Regions from separate parts of the Homo sapiens genome. Here region 2 is linked to region 1. A link is a loop called in an ENCODE intact Hi-C map of the cell type or tissue named here. Cell type or tissue: mammary epithelial cell. All regions are shown on one strand. Links, peaks and the distances in the headings refer to the core of each region. The heading gives the core; the rest is flanking DNA.

What was found. Peaks named below come from ENCODE experiments on the same cell type or tissue, not always from the same donor. Only the 100,000 strongest peaks of a DNase experiment are listed, where the experiment ranks them.
Region 2: a loop joins it to region 1, with 10 times the contacts of the local background. A loop is called at or near these places in 7 of 110 quality-filtered maps.

Annotation. Positions count from the first base shown.
Region 1 is chr6:134,286,762-134,292,147 of GRCh38, reverse strand. The region is part of intron 1 of SGK1 (serum/glucocorticoid regulated kinase 1); the gene reads left to right. Among named protein-coding and RNA genes, the nearest start is that of SGK1, 29 kb to the left of the region's middle. In mammary epithelial cell, for the core only: no CTCF peak of the experiment used is centred there; a DNase peak (open chromatin) is centred at 3,287; H3K27ac peaks cover 3,367 bases.
Region 2 is chr6:134,435,327-134,440,712 of GRCh38, reverse strand. All of the region lies in intron 4 of CT69 (cancer/testis associated transcript 69), which reads left to right. LINC01010 (long intergenic non-protein coding RNA 1010) reads right to left here and starts at 2,997. Exons shown (of 3, transcript NR_038217.1): 1 at 2,832-2,997. RefSeq lists enhancers at 2,951-3,010, 4,168-4,462, 3,612-4,811. In mammary epithelial cell, for the core only: a CTCF peak has its summit at 3,154; DNase peaks (open chromatin) are centred at 3,122 and 4,342; H3K27ac peaks cover 2,175 bases.

The DNA of each region.
Region 1 (5,386 bases), core at 209-5,208:
CAATTTCTACAAAATGATTTGTTGTCTTGCCATAATATGTGTCAAAAAACAAAATTTCAAAAAATCTAGTGTTTTTTTTTTTTTTGAGAGAGAGTCTTGCTCTGTCACCCAGGTTGGAGTGCAACGGTGTGATCTCAGTTCACTGTAACCTCCGCCTCCTGGGTTCAAGGCTTGTCCCTCAGCCTCCTGAATAGCTGGGATTAAAAGCACGTGCCACCATGCCTGGCTATTTTTTGTATGTGTATTTTTAGTAGAGACGGAGTTTCACCATGTTGGTCAGGCTGGTCTCGAACTCCTGACCTCAAGTGATCTGCCTGTCTTGGCCTCCCAAAGTTGTTGGATTACAGGCGTGACCCATCGTGCCTGGCCACAAATGTAGTTTAAAGATTTCAGTTGGCTTTATTGCAATTTTAGAATCAGGCAACAGTTCATCCCATAAAATAGAATAAGTGTTCCAATCAGCTAAGCAAAGGGGATTAGCTTTATATAGACAGAGGAGGCCTGAAGAAAGAAACAAAGAACAAAGAGTTATTCGTCATTTTAAGGCTACTTTCCTTGTGAGGCAGAACAGGGAGACAGAACAATAGAAAAACAACTGATTAACATTAGGTGTCTTTAGGCCACTTTTCTTGCATAAGGATCAAAGCAAAGAAGGCTTTATTATCATGCCAACTGAAGACTGAAACTGGGCTGTGTGGGATATTGGCTGTTATCTCTCTTTGGATTTCTCGTAAGGTCAGATAACAACTTAGTTTGGGTTTGCTGATGTGGAACTGTAGCATAGGTGACTCCATTTTGATTTTTAGTCCGGTCTGTTGGGGCCTAGTGCAGGAGCTTAGTTCAACAGCCTCCTGTAATTTTTATTTTAAGTGTGTAACTAATGCCTACATCCACCGCTCTGCTACAGTAAGGAGGCCTGATTGATTCTCCTCTGGACTCCTTCAGAGGGCTCCTAACAGGGCGCTTCACTGCCTACCTTTCACTCCAAATCATCCCACACGTGGCTGAGCTGCAGCTCAGTATCTAATATGCAAGTCCTATTAAGATGTAGATTAGAGGCATGGACCTGGTTTGCTCACTGAATTCATTGCAAACCCTTAATGTGGCACCCAAGGCCCTCAGCAACAAGCCCTCAAGCAACCTTTCCTGCCTTCTCATCATCTTCTTCCCTACCTGCCTCTCAAATCACTCATCCATTCACTTCAATATATTTTTTGAGGACTGAATATGTGCTGAGCCCTCTGCTAGGTGCTAGAAACAATGATGGGCCAAACCAGATAAGTTCCAGGCAGGGCCCTGCACATGTAAAGCCCTGGGTGGGAAGACATGAGTAGTTTATAGGAGGTGGCCCAGAGACTTCTGTGGCTCAAGCAGAGAGCCTGAAAATAGGGAATATGTTTGAACAGCAAAGTAGAAAATAAACTAGCTAGGACTTCGCAGGCCTCCTTAAGAAGTTCTGTCATTATCTGAGGCACAATGAGAAGCTCCATGTATTGAACAGAGCTGCAGCGCCCTGCCATTTTCCTCCCCTAAGTTATTGCTTCTACGGGTCCTTCACTGTGAACTACACTCTTCATTTTTTCTGTCTCTGCTTGCTCAACTCACAACCATTATTTGGAACATTAATTTCAAGTGCCATCTCTTCCATGGAAAATGTCCTCCTCATCCCAAACCAAATGGAGCTTGTATTGCTGTCATTTGTCTTTGTTTTTTTTTTTTGACAGAAAATCACAGATTTATTGAAACAAAAGTACACTCCACAGAGTGGGAGTAGGCTCCAACAAGTCTTTTTCTTTTCTTTTCTTTTCTTTTCTTTTTTTTTTAGAGGCAGGGTCTTGCTGTGTCACTCAGGCTGGAGTGTAGTGGCAAGATCATAGCTCAGTGCAGCCTCGAACTCCTGCGCTCAAACAATCCTCCCACCTCAGCCTCCTGAGTAGCTAGGACTACAGATGTATGCCAACATGCATAGCTAATTTTTTTTTTTTTTTTTTTTTTTTGAGAAGGAGCTTTGCTCTTGTTGCCCAGGCTGGAGTGCAATGGCGTGGTCTCGGCTCACTGTAACCTCCCCCTCACGGGTTCAAACAATCCTCCTGCCTCAGCCTCCTGAGTAGTGGGATTACAAGTGCCTGCCACCACGCCCAGCTAATTTTTGTATTTTTTTAGTAGAGATGGGGTTTCACCATGTTGGTAAGGCTGGTCTTGAACTCTTGATCTCATGTGATCCACCCGCCTCAGCCTCCCAAAGTGCTGGGATTACAAGCATGAACCACTGCACCAGGCCACATAGCTACTTTTTTATTTTTTGTAGAGACAGAGGTCTCACTGTGTCGCCCAGGCTGGTCTTGAACTCCTGTGCTCAAGTGATCCGCTCGCCTCAGCCTCTGTATGTCTTTTTCTCTGCTACATATGAGACCTATAGGGTCTGATGTGGTAGCCACCAGCTACATGTGACTATTGAGCACCTGAATTGTGGCTAGTCTGAATCGAGATGTACTTTAGATGTAAAATACATACCAGATTTTAAACACAGTATGGAAAAAAAAAGAGAATATAAAATATTTCATTAATAATTTTATATTAAGTACAATTTAGAATGATAATGTTGGGGGTACATTGAGTTAAATAAAGTATATGTTTGAAATTAATTTCATGTTTCTTTTTACTTCACTTAATGTGTCCATTAGAACATTTACATTGTGTCTGTGGTTTATATTCTATTCCTATTGGACTGCACTCCTCTAGACTATACACTTCCTGAGTAGTAAAGGCTTATCCAATTATTCATCTGTTTATCCCCCAGGGAACACTAGCTTGTTCATAGTGGAAGAATCAATGAATATTGTTTAAATTCATTGCCAATTAAAAGAAATACTTTGCAATTTTAGTACACTACCTCCTTTCCACCTGAAATGTGCAGCCGAACTCCACAGTGAAAATGGGTAGACAAGGGAGACAGAGTTTTTTCCAGCCCCTATGAAGGCTAAAGGTATGGAACATGTGGTGTGGTCATGGAGGACACAGCAAGCCAAGACTGCTGATTCAGACAGGTTTCTCTATTTCCAAAACAAGAACTTTTATTGCAGAGTATGGAGGGAGCATTAGGACAGGAGGATCTTTGTGGTTTCTCACTGTATCTGTGGAAAAAATCTGAGGTTAAGGTTTAAATTAAACTGACATTTAAAAGAGCCTTTGTAGGCTCTTACTATGTGTATGTTAGCATCTGTTGCTATAGCTAAACTGACACTGATTATTATGAATGATGCTTTATGAGTGATGGAATAAAAATGTGGTTTCCTGCTTATGGACATTTCCTGGTGTTGGTTTCATCCTCTTTAATGATGAGATCAAGACCAGGGAAAATTACTAAGAGTATAGAAAACGTATCACAAAGAAAATATTATTAGGATACCAAGCATTTCTGAGATGGAAAAAAAAGTATTTAGAACTTCCGAATACCGCCTCTGTAATTTTATGAATTGTTTTGTTTCTGCTGGCTTCTGGTTTTGCAATCAGTTCTCCTTATGATTCACAGAGGCTCCCTCATGACTACCTTCACATGTGTTCCCCTTTTTGTTCAGAGACCTCTGAGGATGAACCAATGTATTTCTCATCATAAAATGGTTGAAGACATCTCTTTGCCCATTAGAAAGCCTAATTTCAAGGATTTTATGTTTTACCCTTGGAAAAGATGTTTAGTTTTAAACAGGCTTTTTCTCCAGGCGTATTTTCTACTGATCTCACAAAAGAGCTTCTGCTTCAACCAGACCTGTCTCCTCACTGTTCCTTGAAATGCCACTAGTTCTCTGTGTTTATTGCAACCTCTATCCTGCTACTGACCAAGGGTTCTCTCTGAATGTTTTACATTCAGACTCCACTTAAAAACTTGTCAGATTGCTACTGAAGTTTAAGTATGGAAAGAATTCTTGTAGTAGCCCTTCCCATAGGGCAATATCTCTTTTTACCATAACCAAGTTGCTCCTGTTTTAGCTTAGGCTAAACTTAATTTGCCTTCATTTTCCCCAGCTGTAAGAAGGGTCTTGGTAAACACTAACCTTCCGGTCTGAGTCATGTTTAGCCCTCATGATCTGAAGACATCCCAAGAGATCTCTTGTCTTAGTTTATGTTCCTTATCATTTTATCTATTAGAGTCACATCTTAGGTTAGGTAAGGAGATGGCATCTTTGTGTAAGACAAAATAACAAACATGAAAAGCTATGTTTACTCATTTCTGCTTGCCAACAAAGTAACTTCACAAAGCTCCTGACTCTGTGACAACATACAGCTCTCCAAAAGATACTTTAACAACAAAACAAAATAGAGCACAGGGTCCCCTATGTCTCTTGCATAGTACAAAATTACTTTCCATAAAAAAACTCTAATACATGTAAATACAAAAACACACAATTCATCTTAAAATGTACAAATTGATATTCTAACTTTATTAAGTCATTATCACATTTTCCAATCTACAACTCACTTTAATACTATTAAATATATACTATTATACACAACCTATACTATCCTTATAGTAGTCTTATTAAAATATTATATTAAATATAAAAAACCAAATCACAGTAAATAAAAAATAAATACAATCCAAAACGTATTTTCCAATAAATAGACAAATATACACACTAGGCCCAATACTCATTCCTTACTCCTACAACTCAAAATTACCAATCTTCCTTAAAAAAAAAAAAAAAGCCTTCTTATCTATATAAACAATCATTAATCTTATAAATACAACCAGACAATTAATTTATAACAAAAAAATTTATAGGACAAAATAACAAACATAAAAAAATTATATTTATTCATTTCTACTTGCCAACATAATTTTACAAAACTCCTGACTCTATAACATATAATTCTCCAAGGCTGGGAGTGGTGGCTCATGCCTGTAATCCCAGCTATCTGGGAGCCCGAGGCAGGTGGATCATTTGAGGTCACAAATTTGAGACCAGTCTGGCCAACATGGTGAAACCCCATCTCTACCAAAAACACAAAAATTAGCTGGGCATGGTGACATGTGCCTGAAGTCCCAGCTACTTGGGAGGCTGAGGCTAGAAAATTGCTTGAACCCAGAAGGTGGGGGTAGCAGTGAGCCAAGATGGTACCACTGTGACACTCCGTCTCAAAAAACAAAACAAAAAAAGACTTCTCCAAGAAAATACTGTAGAGACAAAACAAAATAAGACATACAACTCCCAAATGCCCCCAACCTCTCTTTACCTAAATCACTATATTCCTTAAAAAATAAAAAGCCCTAGTCCTTGTCTTTTTCTACACACAAAATAATGTCTAACAAAATTAATAATTATACTTCTATAACCTATAACCAGATAACTAAATATACTCTTTTTTAAAAATTTGTGTTTTTAGGCCA
Region 2 (5,386 bases), core at 236-5,235, 150 kb before region 1:
GCTGTGTGGCTTGGTTTCTAACAGGCCACAGACTGGTACCGGTCAGCGGCCTGGGGATTGAGGACCCCTGTCCTAGATGTTTGATATGGTGCCTACAGAATGCTAGTGTAATTCAAGAGTCGATTTTAAGCAATATTTCTTTGCCACTATAGGCAAGATCCTGAGCAAGGCATTACAACTACATGTAATTCAGGAAATATAAAATAACCTATTCTTTTTTTTTTTTTTTTTTTTTTGAGACATAGTCCAACTCTGTCACCCAGGTCAGAGTGCAATGGCATGATCTCGGCTCACTGCAGCCTCCACCTCCCAGGTTCAAGCGATTCTTCTGCCTCAGGCTCTCAGGTAGCTGGATTTACAGGCGCACGCCACCATGCCTGGCTAATTTTTTGTGTTTTTAGTAGAGACGGGGTTTTGCCATGTTGGCCAGGTTGGTCTCGAACTCCTGGCCTCAAGTGATCCACCCGTCTCGGCTTCAACCTATTCTTTTTGAACACCAGAAATACGCTAAGGATTCATTTTGAGCCATAATCTAACTTTGAATCTAAGGTACGACGACCCAGTTGGCTTAGAATATAGCTCTAATAAAGTATTGTTCTTTTATGCATCCCTGACAGTGAAAAAGTTTGTGAATATCTTGAGCACTAGAGAGATAAATGAAAATGTGAGTGTACAAAATCCAACCTCAAAATGAGAACACAGCCCTGAGCACAGGTCCTGAACAAAAAGCAGAACATCTTTTTGTCAGCCTCACACCTCCTCTAAACCCCAATTTAGAATAGGTTTGGTATGAAGATCAAAATAGATTAACTGTATGGAGAATCTGTAAACCCAAAATAGATTAACTGTATGGAGAATCTGTAAACCCAAAACACCATAAAGGTGTAAAGTGGTATAATTATTATTACTATATGTTTTTACACACCAAAAACCACAGAGTCGGCTTCTGTACAGCTCACAGTGTGAAAAGGTGTGTTTCTTCTTCCAGAAAACATTAAAATTGGTCAATATATGACTTTTTAATCTTCTTATGGTTAATCCAAGTGAATTGTAATTTTCCTCCATGGTAAGGGTTATATTTTCCCCTTTATTTCTGGAATCTTTTTGCTTTTCCTTTCTTCTTTTTCTCTGTCTCTGTATATGTCTCTGTCTTTTTGTTTTTTAAACAAACACCCTCCTTTCCGCAGAAAGCCTAAGGGCCATTATTATTGTTGTTCAAGGGGAAAAGTGGCTCCCAAATGTCAGGCTCAATTCTCTGGCTTTCTTCCTCTTCCAATCTTTGTCCCAAGATGCCTCACTGCATTGTTACTGTTCCAAAGTAAAACCAATCAGTTCTTTAAAAATCTTCTGAATGCCCATAATTTCATGTACTTAGTTTACTATCAGTCACTACATGATACACTTTTAATTTGGCAAATTTAATGTGACAAATTAATTGGACAAATTTAATGTGATGGTCAAATCATCTTGAGCTACGCAATTCAAAATAATAATTTGGATAGGCCTTAGTTTACTTTTCCCCATTTTTCTCTAACAGTGTTCAACAGTTTCGTATCTGCCAAACCTGAGAAAATTCTTCATAAAATTTCAGAGCTTTTGAGCCTCTTTGAAGTGGCAATATCCACAGGGGACCCGATGTGCTCAGCTAACTTGGTAACCTGACCCTATATCCCTGCATACCCAGACCTCTCTATTCGTTTCTCCCGGGCGAATCCCACCTCAGCCCCCAACTCTGAGTAGCTCAGACTACAAGCACAAGCCACCATGCCTGACTGATTTTTGTATTTTTGCAGAGACAGAGTTTTGCCATTTTGCCCAAGCTGGTCTCAAACTCCTGGGCTCAAGTGATCCAGCCTCAGCCTCCCAAAGTGCTGGGATTACAGGCATGAGCCATTGCACCTGGCCTGTTGGCCAACTCTTAATAGCAATTCTTCTATGCTATAGTGAAATAATTAGAAAAGACTACATCCCTAAATATTTTAGGATGCATTAATCACTGTCTTTAACTAATAAATTAATTGAATGCAAAGAGTCCATTCTAAAATATCGGGGAATTTTATCCTTCAACACAGACTTTCTACAGTAGTTTTCAAACAGATTTTGAAGTCTTACGTTACAAATTAGAAAGTAGAAACACATTTCTAATCTGATATTAAAACATTTACAGAGGAAATAATTGAAAATGTCTTACCAGATCACTGTCAGAATTGGCAGTACTAGGCAGTCCTCCTGATTTTCATTCCAGAATTATAATGATAAGAAGGTAGATATTTTTAAGAGAACTAAACAGTAAGTTAATCAGCTATAGTATTCTCAGTTTTTTCCCTGAAGTTTTTTCTCATTATCTCATTTACTTTGGGGACCAATAACTTGTCCCCTTTTTGCAAACATGGGCAGAAACAATGAGTACTTTTTCATTTTGCCTCTAATGCTAAACAGTAACTCCTTGAGGCTAGAACTACAGATCCGTTCTCTCTCTAATCCCCAGTTCCTACCACAGTGACTGGTAATAACTTTCAGTAATTATGTGCACGATGCACATTTCCTTGTTAACTAAATATTTTACTTATTTCGATTGTAACCTGTAACTTTTATAGAATCCTTGCAAGGTGACCAGAAAGCTCTTTTTTGAGGAGCATAATTCTTGTTTGCGCTATTTTTTTACTCATGTCTTTTCCTAGTGATGATATTGTCTCTCCAGCACTCTCTCTCCTCCCCTCAACCCGTCCTTCTCCATCCCTGTTTCTGTAATCTCTTTATCCTAATTATAAGCTACTTAATATAGAAAGAAAATAATTGTAACAAAGGGAAAAGTTCCTTAAATGCATTACCTTTTTTCTGAAATTTGCAACAATGGCAGGATTCTTAGTAGGGCTAGCAAGCACCACTTACAGTTCTTAGGCAAAAAACCGAAGCCAAAGGACATCATCTGTCATGGAGAAAGACCCAATAGGGGAGAATATTTCCAAAATTCACATCATCAACAGCAGTATGAAATGAGAGTGATGCTAAGAGTCTGACATATACCAGCATGTAAGGGCCAGTCGCACTAGTGGGTGTCAGAGGTTACTTCTTCATTCATAGCTAAAAAGTGGAAGATGATTCATATGTCTTTGCTACTGATGTAAACAAAACACGGTGGGTGGACAGCACCCCCTGAGGGAGATGGAGATGCTGGTGAGTGGGTCGATAAGGAAGTCACTCTGCCAGCCGCCTCCTTCTTCCCAAATGTGCACAAACTCCACCTTGTAAGGTGTCCAAGGACAATGACTTATTCCACAGCAGGTGCAAACACTCAAGATTTCAGTGAGTGTCAACCTCAAATAGCTTAGGTGCTGAATCTAAATTCCACAATCTGTCGACCTGACATCGTCCTCTCTTCAGGTGTTTATATGGCCCTGGAAAAAGAAATAGTTCCATTACATAAAAGGAATTACAAAAATAATGCACCCAAACTCCAGAGAGTACTTACAGTCTTGCATCATTTTGCAATAGTTTCAGTTTCAGATCTGCATAGAATGTTGACCAGGGATAAGGTTTAACAAATCTTAAGTATGAGCATTTTGGGTCTTTTATTTCCTTAATTTCATTGAAAATAGCTGTGTCATTGACACTTTTTAGGCATATCATTATATGTATGCTCAGAGTTCACTTCCAAGAGAGTAAAATATGGCAAAGGATCATTTTAATCCAGTTGTTATCTTTTTATTTATACCCAAATTTTGTATATCTTATATGACAATTGATTTCTACTTTATCTGGTTGTATGATGAGGATGAGTTATTTTTTAAAAACACAACTGTTACTTATAACTTAAACCCAATTTGGGCTTCATAAGAATTGTCCTTCTTTCAGGCTAATATTTATGCTAACAATTGTCACAACCATAATGGAGGAAAAAAATATTTTAAGGACAAGAATGTCACTTGAGAATAAGTGAACACCCCCTGTGACCTGGCATTTCTTGGAAGAAAGGAAGGTGCTGTGACATGCCCCTGTCATTCTGAGGTCCTCTGGAAAGGGCTGTCGTTCACAGTTGCCTGGGCAAGGCTGAGCAGGACGCACGTTTGGTGACTCAAAACATGCCGTTAAGAGTAACTAGGGTGGAACGATGCATAGCCACCATTTCAATTATGTTGGGCTATCAAAACTTTCTTAGGCAAAAGATTAAACATGTTTTTCACCAATTGTAATGGTGCTTATTTCGTTGTGTTTTGTTTTTTAAATGAGCTATTGTTAGTGCCTGTTTCTCAGAAACATAACTTACTGTAAGAATCCACACACAGGCTTAGTCACACAGCCCACCCCTCCTTTGTGCGTTTCAGATGAACAAGGGGCGTGTCTGCAGAGCATTTGCCACTGACTCATTGCACTCCCCACACAGTGAGCGATGAGCAGTAAGTGACCAGGAAGATGACAGAATCCCATCATTGTTTTGGTATTTAGAAACTAGTAAACAGTGAAATCTTGTTTTAGCTACAAATAAAAACAAAAATATTCCATTCCTTTCTCTTCTCGAGGGTGTGCATAGGTGGAAGTGAATGTGCTCTTGTATGAGGACACATACACCTCGTTATTCAAATAGGTATGAGGAGACTCCAGAGAGCTGTGTTCTTAAGATCTATGTAGGAATAAGTAGTAGTTGCCAGATAGGGTTATTACCAAGGAAACCTAAGGCTGAAGTATATAAAAATCTGCCCACTGATGACTTTGTTTGACTTTCGGTTTTCTCATTTTAATTACAGGATGCTCTGCAGCCTTACCATCCCTTAGTCTTTCCTCTACAAATATAGTATTCATAGTAATTCACTTAGTTTTCTATGACATTGAAATGAAAATTATAGGTATAAAAATTAGGTTTACAAAAATCATTTGGAATTCTTCTGCACTGAGGATTTGTCTACTCTCTCCTATTTGTTCAGTTCTTTAATCACTTATTTTCATCAGTATGGGCATGTGGATATTTATCTTAAGCTTTGAGTTATAGTCCAACAGCGCACTGTTGATCGATTGATTGATTTGCTTAAATTGTTTCAGTTTTGGCCATTGGGAACTTTTTCAGCCGTGTGTCTTTTTGACATATTCCCATCACTGTGGATTTTTTTTTAATTTTTTTATTTTTTGCTCTCATTTGAGTGCCTCCTTGCCTTCTGGAACTACAAGATGCTGCAGGCTTATCTTAGGTATTCCCTTCCCCGTCCTAAAATCAGCCATGTCTCCAAGTAACCATTGGAGAATGGTATTAGAAATCAAGATTGGGGCCGGGTGTAGTGGCTCACGCCTGTAATCCCAACACTTTGGGAGGCTGAGGCAGGCAGATCACCTGAGGTCAGGAGTTCGAGACCAGCCTGGCCAACATGGTGAAACCCTGTCTCTACTAGAAATA